Linked DNA regions of Homo sapiens: region 1 is linked to region 2. A link is a loop called in an ENCODE intact Hi-C map of the cell type or tissue named here. Cell type or tissue: psoas muscle. All regions are shown on one strand.

Region 1 (8,000 bases), 52 kb before region 2:
GAAATTGAACTATAACATGTAATTGATTTTATTGAATAATATATAATTGAATATTTAATTTTAAATTTAAATATTTAACTGAGAAAGACTGAATACATTCAAGATGTACGGTGTTGACTTGATATGCATGTACACTGTGTAATGATTACCAAAATCAAATTAATTAACACATCCAACACCACCCATTTTCTACACTAGATCCCCAGAATTTGCTCATCTGATAACTGAAAGTTTATACTGTTTGACTAACATCTCCCCATTTTCCCCATCCCCTCACCCTAGCAACCACCATTCCACCTACTCCCTGCTTCTATGAGTTTGACTTTCTTAGATTACAAATATAAGTAAAATTGTATGTATTTGTTTTTCTGTATCTGGCTTATTTCACTTAGCATAATGCCCTCAAGTTTCATCCACGTTGTCAAAAATAGCAGGATTTCCTTTATATGGCTGAATAATATTCTATTGCATATATGTACCACAATATATTTATCCATTCACCCATCAATGGATACTTAAGTTGATTCCATATCTTGACTATGATAAATAATGCTGCAATGAACATGGGGAGGCAGATATCCAAAGGAAATAAAATCAGTATTTCAAAGAGATATCTGCCTCCCCATTGAAATACTGATTTTATTTCCTTTGGATACCTGCCTCCCCATGTTCATTGCTCTGCTTCCTCCCTTCTAATAGAAACACGATTTCATATGGACAGCAAAATGCCTATTTGAAAAGATTCTCCTCCTTGGATGTCCTGCAGCTAGAGTGGCACGTGAGCAGACATCTGCTGTCTAGTACTTCCTTGAAAGCTAGTGTTTTCCTGGCAAAGAGCTCTTTGGTGTCTTTTGCCCTTTCTTCCTGTTTAAAATCCAACCTTGAAGCTTGCGTGTGAAGTAGCCACCTTGCAGCCATGGGGATAAGAGGCCTGCACTGTGCTGCTGCATATGGCCACACTGGTTGTGCACAGTGACTATAGAGTTGAATCAGTCAGGGTCCTGGCAGGATACAGACAGCTCCCTCCAATAGGGTAATGGTGGAGACTTTTTAAAAAGGCACTAATTGAAAAGGTGTAATCACTGTCAGGGAAACATGGTTAAGAGATGATGCAGTACCCTGGGGCTAGCAATAGCAGGGAGTTATTACCACCCCAAACTCTGAAGGGCAACAAGAGAGAGTGGTTTCCAGGACCTGGAGAGAGGATATGGAGAGGGTGGCCAGCAAGAGCGGCCCTCCCACTGGGATACAGCCAACCTGTGGTGCTCTGCACAAAAGGGACGAGGGGCTGATTACCCCAGCCTCACAGTCTCCTGTTGGTAGTGTCTCCCATTGACCAAATCCAACTAGAAGTCAGAGGGCAAGAAGCTCAAGTGCTATAATCCATTCAGGTCAGCCTCTCAGGACACTGAACAGGTTGAAGGGTGGAGAGTAGATCTGTAGAAGTAAATGGAAAATATCCTTGCATTATATGAATGGGGTCCCTGGCACTCTGTCATTCTGCAGCCTGGCATATGCTAAAGATGGCAGAGAATCACCACAGCAGCCCTGAACTAACTACTCATGGAAAATCTTGCTATGTGAGGAAAATAAACCCTTAAGTGGTCAACTAAGTTTGGTTAGATTTAGTTACATGCCTGAGTGCAACCCCATGCAATATGTATGCATTTCACATGCATTTTATATTTGTGGTATCACTTGTCAACAAAACATGTATCTTAGTCTCTATTATTCCATGTTTATTTCTTACTAGTTGAAGGTCAGATGTTCATCATTTCTTCTTGCTAACTGGGTCTGCCTTTACTGAGTATATAACTTTTAGATAAGGTCCTAGATAAAATCTATTAAAGCTGATAAGTTTGCCTGGGAGGAAAGGAATAAGTCTTCTGTAGTAGTACATGAATTACCACATTGGGTCAGGCTGACAAGCCTCTTTGCCACGTTTGTCTCCCATGGCTGGGCTCCAAGATCACACATATGGGGCAGGAATTACCATAGCAGCCTCAATTCCCTCTCTTTTGCCTGGTGTGGTTCAGTTGCAGGTCATCTTCCTGTTGCCCTGAGCTTCGGTGCTCTTGCTTTCCCCTGCTACTCCCTGAACTGCAGCAATTGCTCCAGCACCTGAGTCTCACACTTGAGTTCCCTCTCTCCCGCATGCGGTAACTGTTTTTCTTCCTTGGCCCAGTTCCCTGTTCTGGCAATTAAGTTAGGTTCTATCTAGCCTGGAGCCCTGCCTTGCTCTTGCCAGCTGCCCTCTCTATGCTTTGGACATAGCTTCAGCCAAGATCCATGGCTGGAGCCCTGCAATCTGTAAACAGACCTCTCAGACACCATCTGTTTCCCTCACCTTGGCAACAGTCCCTGCCCAGGATCTCTGCTATCGAGTTCTGCCCACTTGCTAGCACTCCCCAGAACCTCTTCTCAGACCTCTGGCAATAAGCCTTTGGCCCTTGGCCTGAGTCCTCAATTGAGATTAAAGACATTGCAATTTACACTCTTGGCTGAAAACACAGGACTGTCTGCCACCTCCAGCACCAGATTCTCACTCTAGGGTTGACTTTTTGGCCTGCAGCTCAGGAGGAGGAATAGAAAGTGTAGAAATATAATAAAATCATGATAATGATAGAAATAAAACAATCTACTACTTATTAAATGCTAACTACATGTCAGACATTGCGTAAGTATAGCACAGTCCTTGCTTGGCATGGTAACAGCACAGATTTCAATTAGCACCGTTTAGTTATATAACACAAGTCCCCCAATAATACAGTTCAAATTTCAGTTACCACAGTATATTCACTGTAAGTAATTGCATAAATACAAGCTTTGCTGCCAGGTTTTCAGTCCACAAAATTACTATGTAAATAACAGATGCACGCCATGGTCAGTGACCACAGCACATCACTTCATTTCTAGTCTGCTGGTGACTGGTCACTGGACATCTGTTATTTAGTTATGCACAGACAGCAAAGCATGTAGTTGTGTTGCCTCTTTATCTCCAAGTAACATTGTAAAAAATGGACGATAGAATTTGCCAATAAAGATAAAAGTGAAGCAAAGAAACAAAAAGTGATTATTGTGGCAGTGAAGTTCAAATCAAAGATCACTGGAGTTACAGAAGAAATTGGTGGCCATGGGAATGTTGACATTGCCACTGTTCAACTCCAGATGGGCATCCAGAGAGACTTAGTAAAGGTAAACTTATGAACACAAATAAGGAAGGAAGTTGTAAGGAAAAGGATAAAGATGTTCCAGAAAGTGACATGGGCAAAAAATTCACATTAAAGGAATGCTGAAAGATATCTCACAACATTGAAAGCACAAAGGAAAACTTAGAAAGGAGGCTGGGCATGGTGGCTCACACCTGTAATCCCAGCACTTTGGAAGGCTGAGGCTTGAGCTCAGGAGTTCAAGACCAGCCTGAGCAACATAGGGAGACCCCGTCTCTACAAAAAATAAAAAAGTTAGCCAGGTGTGGTGTTATGTACCTATGGTCCCAACTACTCAGAAGGCTGAGGTGGGAGGATCGCTTTAGCCTGGGAGGTCAAGGTTGTGGTGAGCTGTGATCATGCCACTGTACTTCAGCTCAGGTGACAAAGACCCTGTCTCAAAAAAAAAAAAGCAAAACACATTAATTCTCAATATTTCTGTTTTAAATTATGGCATAATAAAGAAATATTAGGTTTACAATTTTTTCATTTCTCTATATATTTATATCCAACAGTAAGAAAGTTTTTAATATTTTGACAAAAGTTTTTAAACATCACAAAACAATTGTAATTTTTCCCACTGATAATTGAGATCACTTTGAAGGGTGTTGGCTTGCATATCATGTTTACAGAACAGTGTTATCATGCAAAGTGAAGACTGCCTGTACTTTACATGTATTATTTCATTTACCTATTTCTTTCTTTCTTTTTTTCCCCCCTTGCTAGGTCACTGCCCCATTTTCAGCACTAGATGGTGCTGAAACCCACGTTTGCCTCCATTCTAATAAATAATCAGTGCCCCTCATCCTTAATGGGGGATATCCCAGTAGTTTGGGAAGGCTAGCTAGGGGTTCAGTGTCCAAGGGACCTATGGACCCAACCTCCTACAGTGTGGTGCTGCTGAACAGCCACTATGATTTGGTGTCTCCATCTCTTTTTGTCAAGTTACACAGCAGAGTTTCCAGAGCTGGGATGGTAGTCTCACCTCTCCCCTTTGTCTCTGGCTGTTCTCAGGGATATTTCTCCTCTAGGGACTGCTGATGCTTCTAGTGGTTGAGGCTGGGACAAGTCTCCTGCAAGGGAACCCAAGATTGTGGAGAAGCTGGTTGTCTATGCCTTGATCTCACTTTTTACAGTGTACAGACTGTGAGTTGGGGGAAATTTTCATGCAGTTGGTGCCTGGCAGATTGTGGGGAGGGGATTACAGATATGGAAGTCTGATTCTCTTACCATCTGCTCAGAGTTTTTTAAACTTCTCTGTGGCCCCAGCAAATGTCTCATCCTCATATTTGAGTTCTCGGATATTGCTGGTGATAATTTCAGTGTTGAATATTAGTTTTGGGTTTTCCATTGGGGGGTGTGAAGCCAGATTGCTTCCTTGCTGCCACTTTGGAACCATATTATCTCATTTAATCCTTTGACTAACCCTAAGAAGCAGATGCTCTTATTATTCCCATTTTATAGACAAAGAATCTGAGGTTCAAAGAGGATAAATAATTTGACCAAGGCCATACAACTAGTTAAGTAGCTACAACCTATTGGGTCTTAAAGCCCTTGATCTTAACCCCAAATGAAACAGTCCAGGTAAATGACTCTGGTGGGTGTTTGATACGGAGGAGTGGGCAGAGAGGAGAGGAAGTAGTGAGAGATGAAAGTACCTTCTCTAACATATGCCTAAAAAGTCTAGAGCAGCACTGTCCAATAGAGCTTTCTATAACACAACAGATGCTCCCTTACCCAAGGGGGATACATTCAAAGACCCCCAGAGATGCCTAAAACCACGGATAGCACCAAATCCTATATACCTCTAACTAAGACAGCTACTCAATTACGAATGGGCAGGTGGCACATACAGTGTGGAAACACTGGACAAAGGATGATTCACATCCCAGGCAGGTAAGAGCGGGACAGCGCAAGACTTCATCATGTGACTCAGGATGTTACACAATTTAAAACTTACAAATTGCTTATTTCTGGAATTTTCCATTTAATATTCTCAGACTGCATTGACTGTGGGTAAGTGAAACCATGGCTAAAGAGGGATTCCTGTACATGTATAGAATACATAATATTTATATAATCTATAATAGAGAATTAATGTATCTATTCAACCCTGGTATACATGTAGGTATACATGGACTTCAGGATCCATCTTTTCTTGATCCTCCAGGACTTTGATCCACCAAATCCCAGCTCTTTCTGAACAGATCTACTTGCCCTATGGGATGTAATTTCCAGTGGAGCTGCTCTACTTCACTAAGTACTCAGGAAATTAGGCTTCTTCCAGCTCATGGTCCAAGATGGCTGCTCCAGTTCTAGCCATTACATCTACATTCCAGACAGCAGGAAAGAGTAAGAGAAAGGAAGCTTCCCTCCTCTAGAACACATTCTGGAATTATATATATTACTTTTGCTTACAACCCATAGGTCAATATTTAGCCACAGGCCACAACAAGTTGAGGGAAGCTTGGGAAATTAGTTTTTATTTAGAATGGTCATGTGCCCAGCTCAGAGTCCAGATTCTGTTACTGAAAAGAAAAGGAGAGCAGATCTTGAAGGAGAGTGGGTACAGTAGTCTGGGAAAGTTCTTATTTGTTTGTATTTTGTTTGTTTGTTTTTTTCCTTCCCAGCCTCAATAATGAGAGGCAGGCAAGGAGAAGGTTGGAAATGATTGCTGGTTGTGCTCTTCCGACCTTTTGTTTGCAACTGGATCCTTCTTCTGGGCCCACAAGTCTCACCATCCAAAATAATAACAATTTACACAGTACCTCTCTCTCCTTGCCAGCCATTGTTCTTTCTTTCCTTACATGGCCAAGTCTCTGTAAAGAATAGACTACACATGTTATCCGCATTTTCTAACTCATGCTTCAGTTCTCTCTGGCTTCTTTCCCTCCCACTCCATTGAAAACATTTTAATTCTAGGCCACTACTAACCTCCTAATTTGCAAATCCAACAGTTGCTTCTTCGTCCTCTTCTTCCCTGACCTCTCTGTGGCTTTTGGCTTTCCTTACCACTTCTGCCTCTATGAAACCCTCTTTGCCTGTGGCTTCTTTGACATCACCCTCACCCAGTTCCCTTTTAACTTCTCTGGCTACCTATTCTCTATTTCCTTCATGAGTGCCTCCTCTTGTCTTTACCCCATCAATGCTGGCTTCTTCAGGGTGCTATTTTCCATCCCTCTTCTCCAAACTCTCCTCCTAGGTTGTTGTTTCCAAACTACATTCTTGAAGTTTCAGAGATTGAAGGTACTTTACTGTGAAATGGGGACCTATTTTAGATGCCTCCCTCAAGGACAGATTACTCAAAACTGCTCTACTAAAACATCTTTCCCATTGGATTATGTACTTTGTCATAGATTGAATTGTATCTCCCCCAAAAGACATGCTGAAGCCTTAACCCGCTGTACCTATGAATATGACTTTATTTGGATATGGGATCCTTGCTGATATAATCAAGTTAAGATGAGATCACAGGATGAGCCCTAATCCAATATAACTAGTGAATTTATAATAAGAGGAGAAGAGGCTGGGCGCAGTGGCTCACATCTGTAATCCCAGCACTTTGGGAGGCTGATGCAGGAGGATTGCTTGAGCTCAGGAGTTCAAGACCAGCATGGGAAACATGGTAAAACCTCATCTCTAGAAAAAATTTAAAAACTAGCCAGGCATGGTAGTGCACACCTATAATCTCAGCTACTCCAAAAGCTGAGGTGGGAGGATCACTTAAGCCTGGGAGGTGGAGGCTGCAGCAAGCTGAGATCGCACCATTGCACTCCAACCTGGATGACAGAGCCAGACCTTGTCTCAAAAAGAAAAAAAAAAAAGAAGAGACAGACACACAGGGAGAACACCACGTGATGATGTGATGGAGTCAGAGACTGGAGTGATTCATTGACAAGTCAAGGGCTGCCATGGATTGACAGCTGCCACCAGAAGCTAGAAAGAGGCATGGAAGCATTCTTTCCTACAGGTTTTGCAGGGATCACAGCCCTACTGACACTTTGATTTCAGACTTATATATCCTTCAGAACTGTGAAACAAAACATTCCTATTGTTTCACAGCAGCCCTAGGAAACTAGTACACATTTCCTCATCACCCTGCAGCTCCCTATCTAAGCCACCAGTTATAGCTTGCAATCTCTTTTGTCTTAAAAATATTTTGCCTTAATTTTTCTCCTAGTTCAAGGGTACTTGGGCTTTCAAATATCATAGACTAGTTTTTTTAAATTTGAAGTTCAACATTAGGGTTGGAACGTTTGATTTTTTCCTTTAACCTTGTGCTATAAGGGCATTAGAAAAAAACTACCATCTAGGCACAAAACTCTCAGAACAAAGTACAGTTCTTTAAATTAAACACTTTGGGTTTTATGAAAAACTCACTGCTTTATTCCAACTCTTCCAGTTTTATTTCAAATCCATAAAAACTTTATTATGGCAACATTTAAGAGCCTCCTATGTTATGTATGTGACATAGAAAAATATTAATAGATAAATATTCATAACCTCTTTTCTGTTCGCAGACATCTTATTTCTCCCTCCCTTTCCAAATTCTCTTTGGACATATTATGAAATTGGGCTGGCCAGGCGCAGTGGTTCATGCCTGTAACCCCAGAACCTTAGGAGACCAAGGTGGGCAGATCACCTGAGGTTGGGAGTTCAAGACTAGCCTGACCAACATGGAGAAACCTCATCCCTACTAAAAATACAGAATTAGCCAGGCGTGGTGGTGCATGCCTGTAATCCCAGCTACTCAGGAGGCTGAGGCAGGAGAATTGCTTGAACCTAGGAGGT
Region 2 (8,000 bases):
GAGATCTTAGAGCTGTGTGCTGATGAATAGAATGAATTGGAGCAAATAGCAAGAGAAGTGCATTTAGCTTCTTATGATTTGCACATTTTCTAAATGAAGATCCCTTTGTGTAGCAGTAGGCTGTATCATGCAGATATTTTTCATAGGATTTGCACTGAGTTAAATGACTTTCTTTACTCTTCCCAGTCAGGTAAGCAGTTCAAATATAACAAGACTTTGTGCCAGTCCTCTTCTGTGTTCTGCAACTCTGGCTCTCATAAGTAGTAAAAATATTTTTGATGTTGCATGCTCTCAGAATTATGTTTTCTAAAATATCATATTGGCTTCATTTTAGTTTAATAAACTTCTTTGGCAACTTAATTAGACATAGGGTATATATAAACTCAATTTTATCTGCATTTTTTAAAAAATTGAAATAATCTGATTGCATGTATGAAGGACTCCTGCCTCATTACCCAATTACATAAATACAATTATCTATAGGAAGGTGAAATTGTTGATCTATTATTTCAAAGACTTGTAGACTAGCAAAGATTCATTCTGATTAGAAATAAGGTCTATAGCTAAAGATATTTTTATTTTAAAAAATTACAGCCCTTGTAACAAAAATCATTTGTAACATTGGATATGAAGACATTATTAGTATTTAAAATTATTGTAGTCATTTGATCATAAATGAAGTAGCTTGCAAAATAGACTTGGTCTTTGACCCTTTAAGGTGTAACTGACTGACTGTTGTGTTTTTCAAGACTGATTTTAGGCAGTTTTATGTATCGTGTACCAATGATATGTAAAATAAAGCACCTTTTCTACTATAAACAATTACAGGTGTTATTTATTTTGAAGGATATGAAAGAAAAGTTAGTGATGGCAGAGTAAATCTGTAGAAATGTTGATTTTATATTTAAAATAACATTATGTAAACATATTAAACATATATTAACATGTTTAATAATTAATATTTAATAATTAACAAGTTTAATAATTGTTAAACATATATTTAAAAGGCTGCCTGTATTGTTTGAAATAATATAGGCAGCCTTTAAATTAAGAATGGATTGTGTTTAAAAACTTGTTTTTAAGTTTTTAAGATGGCAGTTGGGAGTCGTTTTCTCATAGAAATGTAAATCCTATGTAAGTAACCCTTGTCACACCTGAACTAGTATGCTTGAAAGTAAAAAGGCAAATGGCTCCAAGAAATAGTCTAAACTTGTTGTCACCTTTTTTTTGTCTTTCATTTACTCTAAAATATTTTTCTTTATTCTTTTCATCCTTTTAAATTCATAGCAGCCAGACTTCTGACCTGCTGCTCCATTGAAATGGCTCTAGCAAAGTTCAAGGATAACCTCCCATTTCCCAAATCCAGGGAACTCTTTTATCGTATTTAATCTTGTCATTTGAAACTTTTGTCCACTGTCTCGGCACTTCCTCATTTTTGTAGTGTCTATCATACCATGCTTTCTGTCCATCTTTACACACCTCCTCCTGTCTATGGTTCCCTTTTTTACTCCCACCTGTCCCCATTCATTTTTTTTCCTAGATTCAGGCCAAATTGCCAATCTGAAGAAGTCTTTCCTGACATACTCCACCACCAGGTAGATTTAACCCCTTCTTTTTGTTCTCCCACTGTCCTTTGTTAAATCTTCTGTCATAGCAGTCTAAAAACTTAGCGCCCCTATTTGTTAGCATGTCCCTCTCCATCTGCTAGATGGTAGGTCTTCAAGGCAGAGACTGGGTCTTTATACCCGTTCCATGTTGGCTGGCTAGTTAACTGGTACTTAAATATTTTAACAAGCGGGTAAAGAAAATTGTCACCTTTACACTTCTTCATATTCCCACTCCTCCTAAATAGAGGTCAAAATGGGAGGGAAGCTTTGAAAGGGAAAGAGATTTTTTGCAGATTTGCCAAGTATCTGGAGGAAATGCAAACTCTTTAGCTTTGTCTTACCCTGCCCTGCTATTAGGTTAAAAGAAGTTCTGGGATAAGAGATTTAGTATAGGAGGTCTTTGATTGGAAAAGGTCCTTCTACCAGATCAGGTTTGTTTTTTTTCTTAAAGGAAAGAAAGAAGAAAGATCTTTCATGAGGTTATGGGCATTGCTGGATTATGATTTTTAACACTGGATGATCAAAATAAGCTAAAACTGTCAAAAGTTAATCTCTGACACTAGAAATTACCTACCTATATAAGTTCAGGGAACTGCTGAAGGACATGGTTACCAGGATTGGAACTGCATTGGATTCTGTTAATATCAAGTCAGGTCACTGTTATCACCTCTAAACTTGTAGGACAAAAGATTCTTACACTCAGGAAAATGAGATGACATTGGCAAAACTCCCTTCTAAGTTTTCTAGTTATAGTTAGTCCCTAGACTTATGTATTTCTGTGACTCCAGAAAAAAACTTACTTTGATCATTCCTGGAAAAACATGAACTACAAAATTCTGGGGGAAAAATCAATAAATTCTGTAAACCGAATGAAGGGCTTATGTCTGTAATCCCAGGCCAAGGCGGGTGGATCACCTGAGGATTGACCAGCCTGGCCAATATGGTGAAACCCCGTCTCTACTAAAAATACAAAAATTAGCTTGGCATGGTGGCGGGCGTCTGTAATCCCGGCTACTCAGGAGGCTGAGGCAGGAGAATCGCTTGAACCCTGGAGGCGGAGGTTGCAGTGAGCTGAGATCGCGCCATTGCACTCCAGCCTGAGCGACAAGAGTGAAACCCCATCTCAAAAAAAAAGGCCATAAAATCTGAGAACACCAGCTTCCTTGTTCAAAATAGTGTCCACTTGTGGGCCTATTAATCTCAGCAGAGGGGATCTGGAACTGAGCATGAGGTTCTTTTGTTTTATATATTTGGTATTTTGGATAAATTAGGTTGAGCAAAGGCCTGCTACTTAATCGTCAAATTCACAATCTGGCTACCACTCCTGCCAGTACCTCACATTCAAAAAAGTTATGAGAATGCAAGGTTATAAAGCCTTTGGTCTTGGATAGAGAGAATGCTGGGAAGTCATAGAGATGAGGTTGTGAAGGTTACAGAAGTATTCCTTATTTACTGATTTTAATTTGCTTGTTCAAAAGATATTTGAAGAGTGCCTAGAGATGTCAGGGTGTTTACCTATAAAAGAGAAGAAAGTATGAATTGGTGGCATATCAGATATGGAAGATGTCACAGAGAAGGAAACGTCCCCCCCCACCACCACCATTCTACCCACTTCCCCTTCATGGTCTTCTTACCCCCGCAAAGATACGAAGCTAAAAGATCCATCATTCCTGAGCATGAGAATTGAGGAAGGCACAAGATGAGCCCTTTGGTATGAGCACATACAGGTTAAAAATAAAAGGTAGCAGCTAGTGTTTGTTTTTGAACATAGAAAAACCATGTCCACTAGTAAATTATACTCCAACAAATGTCCAGCTCCAACCAAAAAGATTATCCATTCCTCCTACTGAGAAGATAGAGTAGACGTTCTCTGAGAATTTAAGAAGAGTTACCTCCTTTTCTCTTTCCATATTGGGGAAGGGGCAAAAAGCTACAGCCATAATGTTTATCATCCGCTGTAACAAAGCATAGCATGTAAGAGAGTGGGCAGAGATCTGAAGATAAAACTGCTTGATTCACAATCATCCTGCCAGTTGCGATTTAGCACCCCCTGGTGGCATTGTCCAGCCCAGCTTACATGTGGATAAGATTCTAGGTCTTGTAGCTGCCTAGGATTTTAAAAATAGCTACAGCAATACCTGGAGCTTTCTGGTGAGTTGGCAATCCTGTGTTAGACCCAGTTGGAGAGAATGGACCTGGAGAATATACTTTCTACTTTCCTGCAACTTCCTAACCCAAGATAATAACTTTAACCTGCCCTGTTTAGATACAGGGACACACTGATTATTTCAAGATCCATTTAATTTTTGAGGATTTTTAGATTGTTTATCAAAATTTCTAGCTAGTTTTCTGAATCAGGAGAAATTGCATCTTAACTATGTCTTTTTAAGTCTACATAATGGCACTGACATTGATAACCTTGGTAAAGACGTGATTGCAAAATTGTTATAACATTTGTGTGATCAGCAAGGCACCTGTTATTGAGCAATGTGGAGAAACGGTCAGTTGCTGCCATACACTTTCCATATTTTTGGAATACTTAATACATAAATCATTATTAGGAGAATGTGTGAGAGGATATTTGTACTTTTGAAAGTCAACATAATTCAGTAAAGAGGTGGTTTCTTTGTCAATTTATTTGGAATTTATATCACCTATCATTTCATTGTCTGCTTTATATAAATAATTATACCCAGAGAACAAAGTAACCAATTAACCAGAGTCATGCCAGTGAGTCCAAGCCAACTTGGAAGAACAGTGCTATAATATTGCCATCTCATTGGATCTTGACCCTGTGGGAATCTAGTTAACTTCCGTGAGGAATAGTCCATACTCATTTCCTTTTCATATTATCATGTATTGCTTCCCCCATTATTATAATTGACTGATTTGCATAGCACAGTAGTGGCTGAAATATCAGAAGATATTCTCCCTTTGTTGATGAAAGTACGTATTGCATAACCTTGTATCTTTTTTCTTTTAAAATGTTTGTTGTGAAATAATACAAAAGTATATTGTGTATGTATGGTTTAAAAAATAACATGATCACACGTACTCAGCCTTCAGCTTAAGAACTAGAACATTCTCAGCTGCCTAGAATCCCCCATTTGTTCTCCCTCCATAGATTATATGAGGTAAACATTCTTCTGGATTTTTTGTTAATAATTTCCCATGTTTTTATTTGTGACTCTACCATCTATGTATGTATTCCTAGTAATATATTGTTTAAATTTGTTTTTGAACTTTTATGTAAATGGAATCATGCTGTATGTATTCTTCTGTGACCTCTTTTTTCTGACATTGTTTTTGAGATTCCCATCCATGTTTATGCATGTAACTGTATTTCATGTTTTCACAGCTATATGGTATTCGATTGTATGACTATTTCACAATTTATTTATCCATTCTTCTATTTATGGAGATTTGGATTGTTTTCAGCATTTTGCAATTACAAACAATGCTGCTATGAACATTCTGCCCAATTACAATGTAAGCTGTGTGTGGGCAGAAGTTTTGTCTGTTCTGTACTCTACCATATTCCCAATGTCAGAACAATGCCTGGCACCAGGTAGATGCTCAATAAATATTTGAGGAATGAATGACTTCTTGTATTGTCTCCTGGTGCACTTTTACAGCAGTTGCTCTAGGACAGTTGTTGTCAAAGTGTGGTTCAGGGACGCCTGGGGGTCCCTGAGACCTTTTTGGGAGGGGTCTGTGAGGACAAAACTATTTTCATAATAATACTAAGGCATTATTTGTTCATTTCATTCTCGATTTTTTCACATTTTCCAGATGTATGATAACATCATCACTCTGGCAGCTAATCAAGTATACTTGTATATTTCTGTTTTAAGAAGTCTGAATTTTAATTTCTAATATGGTAAATATTGATAGATATAACCCACATGAACAACAGCTCTTTGAGGCCGTCAATAGTTTTTAAGGATAGAAAGAGGTTCTGAGACCAAAACTGAGAACTGCTGCTCTAAGGAGTGGGTTTTACTTGGTAATTGTTTTCTAAAACATTTGTACCAACTTATACTCCCACTGGCAGTGGTTGAGAGTTCCCATGGCTTCACATCTTGGCTAACACTTGGTCTTGACTATCTTTGTATGTGCCAACTGGATGGCTATTATGTGGTTTCTTAGTGTGGGTTTAATTTGCATTTCCCTGATTACTAATGAAATTGAGTGTCTCTTCATATATGGGTCCATCATGATTCCTCTTCTGTGAAATATTCCTGTCTTTTGCCCATTTTTCTATTAGGTTGTCTGTCTTTTTTTCATTGATTCATATGATGGATACCAATCCTTGGTCAGTTAAATATATTGCATATATCTTCTCTCAGTTTGTGTATTGTCTTTGTAATTGTAAATAATCTGTTGATCCACTTGGAGAAAACTGACATCTTTTCAGTAATGAGTCTTTCCAGCCAAAACCATTGTGTAGCTTTCCATTTATTAGGTCTTCTTTCATGTCTCAATGAACTTTAAAAATGTTCTCCATAAAGGCCTTTACATCTTGTATTAGATTTCATCCTAGTGGTTTTATAGTTTTTAATGCTGTAAACTGAATTTTTATCTTTTTAAAATTTGTTTTTATCTTAAAATTTTTCTCATTATTTTTATTGACTTTGTTAATTTCATTCAAAATGCATAACAATATTTCTATATAATCAGCAATAACCAGAATGGAAAGTATAATTTTAAAAATTCAGTTTAATTAAATTCAGTTTACCTGTTATGGATGGTAACTGAATTTTACTGAATTACTGAATTTTTAAAATTATACTTTCCATTCTGATTGTTGCTGATTTTTAAAATTCAGTTTAATTAAATTTAGTTTACCTGTTTCTATCTGGTAACAGATAAAATTATACCTGTTAAAATTATACTTTCCATTGTGATTATTGCTGATTATATAGAAATAATGTTGGCATGTATTGATTTTAGATCCAACAACTATGCTAAACTTTTATTAGTTCTAACAATTATCTAGATGTCCTTTGAGTTTTTTAAATTAACATTTGCAAATAGTGGCAATTTTTGTCCTTTCTGATCCTTACAACTTTTTAAAAATTTCTTGTATTTCTGTGCTAGCTAGCACCTATAGAACAATGTTGAAGGGAACTGATAGTGAATCTTGTCTTAACCCTGATTTAAAGATTTTTTTTTTAACATTTCACTGTTTAGTGGCTTTTTTTTTGTAAATGGCCTTTATCAGTTTAAGGAAGTTTTTTGTTTTTTGGTTTGGTTTTTTGTTTCTGTTAATCCAGGCTGGAGTGCATGGCATGATCACAGCTCACTGCAGCCTTGATCTGCTGGGCTCAAGTGATCCTCCTGCCTCAGTATCCCAAGTAGCTGGGACTACAGGCATGTGCCACCATGCCCAGCTTATGTTTAAATTTTTTGTAAAGGTGAGGTCTCATTATGTTGCTCAGGCTAGTCTCCAGTTCCTGGGCTCAAGCAATCCTCCTGCCTCAGCCTTCCAAAGTGCTAAGATGGCCAGTGCTGCACTGCACCTGGCCAAGGAAGTTATCCTCTTTATCTAGTTTGCCAATAGTTGTATTATGAATGGATTTTTTTTTTTTTTTTTTTTGAGATGGAGTCTGGCTCTGTCGCCCAGGCTGGAGTGCAGTGGCGCAATCTTGGCTCACTCCAAGCTCCGCCTCCCGGGTTCACGCCATTCTCCTGCCTCAGCCTCCAGAGTAGCTGGGACTACAGGTGCCCACCACTAAGACCGGCTAATTTTTTTTTTTTTTTAGTAGAAACGGGGTTTCACCGTGTTAGCTAGGATGGTCTCGATCTCCTGACCTTGTGTTCTGCCTGCCTAGGCCTCCCAAAGTGCTGGGATTACAGACGTGAGCCACCGCGCCCGGCCTGGATATTGAATTTTATTCAAGGCTTTTTTTCTGTCTCTCCTTTAATGTGTTAATATATAAATTATGGTAACTGACTTTTTAATATTAAACCAGCCTTTAATTCCAATTATAAACCCAACTTGGTCATGGGGTGTGTGTTTTAATATTTTGCTGGACTCAATTTGCCGATATTTTGTTTAGTTTTGGTCCTATAGGCCAGACACGGTGGCTCACGCCTGTAATCCCAGCAATTTGGGAGGCCGAGGCGGGCAGATCACTTGAGGTCAGGAGTTCGAGACCAGCCTGGCCAATATGGTGAAACCCCATCTCTACTAAATATACAAAATAGCTGGGCGTGGTGGTGTGCACCTGTAGTCTCAGCTATTCAGGAGGCTGAGGCACCAGAATCACTTGGGCCTGGGAGGTGGAGATTGCAGTGAGCCCAGATCACACCACTGCAGTCCAACCTGGGCAACTGAGCAAGACAATATCTCAAAAATAAATGAATAAAAACAAATAGTTTTGCCCCTAT

The links. A loop is a pair of places that touch in the nucleus more often than their neighbours do. Peaks named below come from ENCODE experiments on the same cell type or tissue, not always from the same donor. Only the 100,000 strongest peaks of a DNase experiment are listed, where the experiment ranks them.
Region 1: a loop joins it to region 2, with 5 times the contacts of the local background. A loop is called at or near these places in 54 of 110 quality-filtered maps.

Annotation. Positions count from the first base shown.
Region 1 is chr12:104,053,908-104,061,907 of GRCh38, forward strand. It overlaps a transcript of GLT8D2 not described here. Among named protein-coding and RNA genes, the nearest start is that of HCFC2, 6.6 kb to the right of the region's middle. In psoas muscle, a CTCF peak has its summit at 3,964 (motif pointing right); a DNase peak (open chromatin) is centred at 2,334; H3K27ac peaks cover 899 bases.
Region 2 is chr12:104,105,703-104,113,702 of GRCh38, forward strand. HCFC2 (host cell factor C2) reads left to right here. Exons shown (of 15, transcript NM_013320.3): 15 at 1-822. Among named protein-coding and RNA genes, the nearest start is that of NFYB, 29 kb to the right of the region's middle. In psoas muscle, a CTCF peak has its summit at 3,661 (motif pointing left); a DNase peak (open chromatin) is centred at 3,669; H3K27ac peaks cover 968 bases.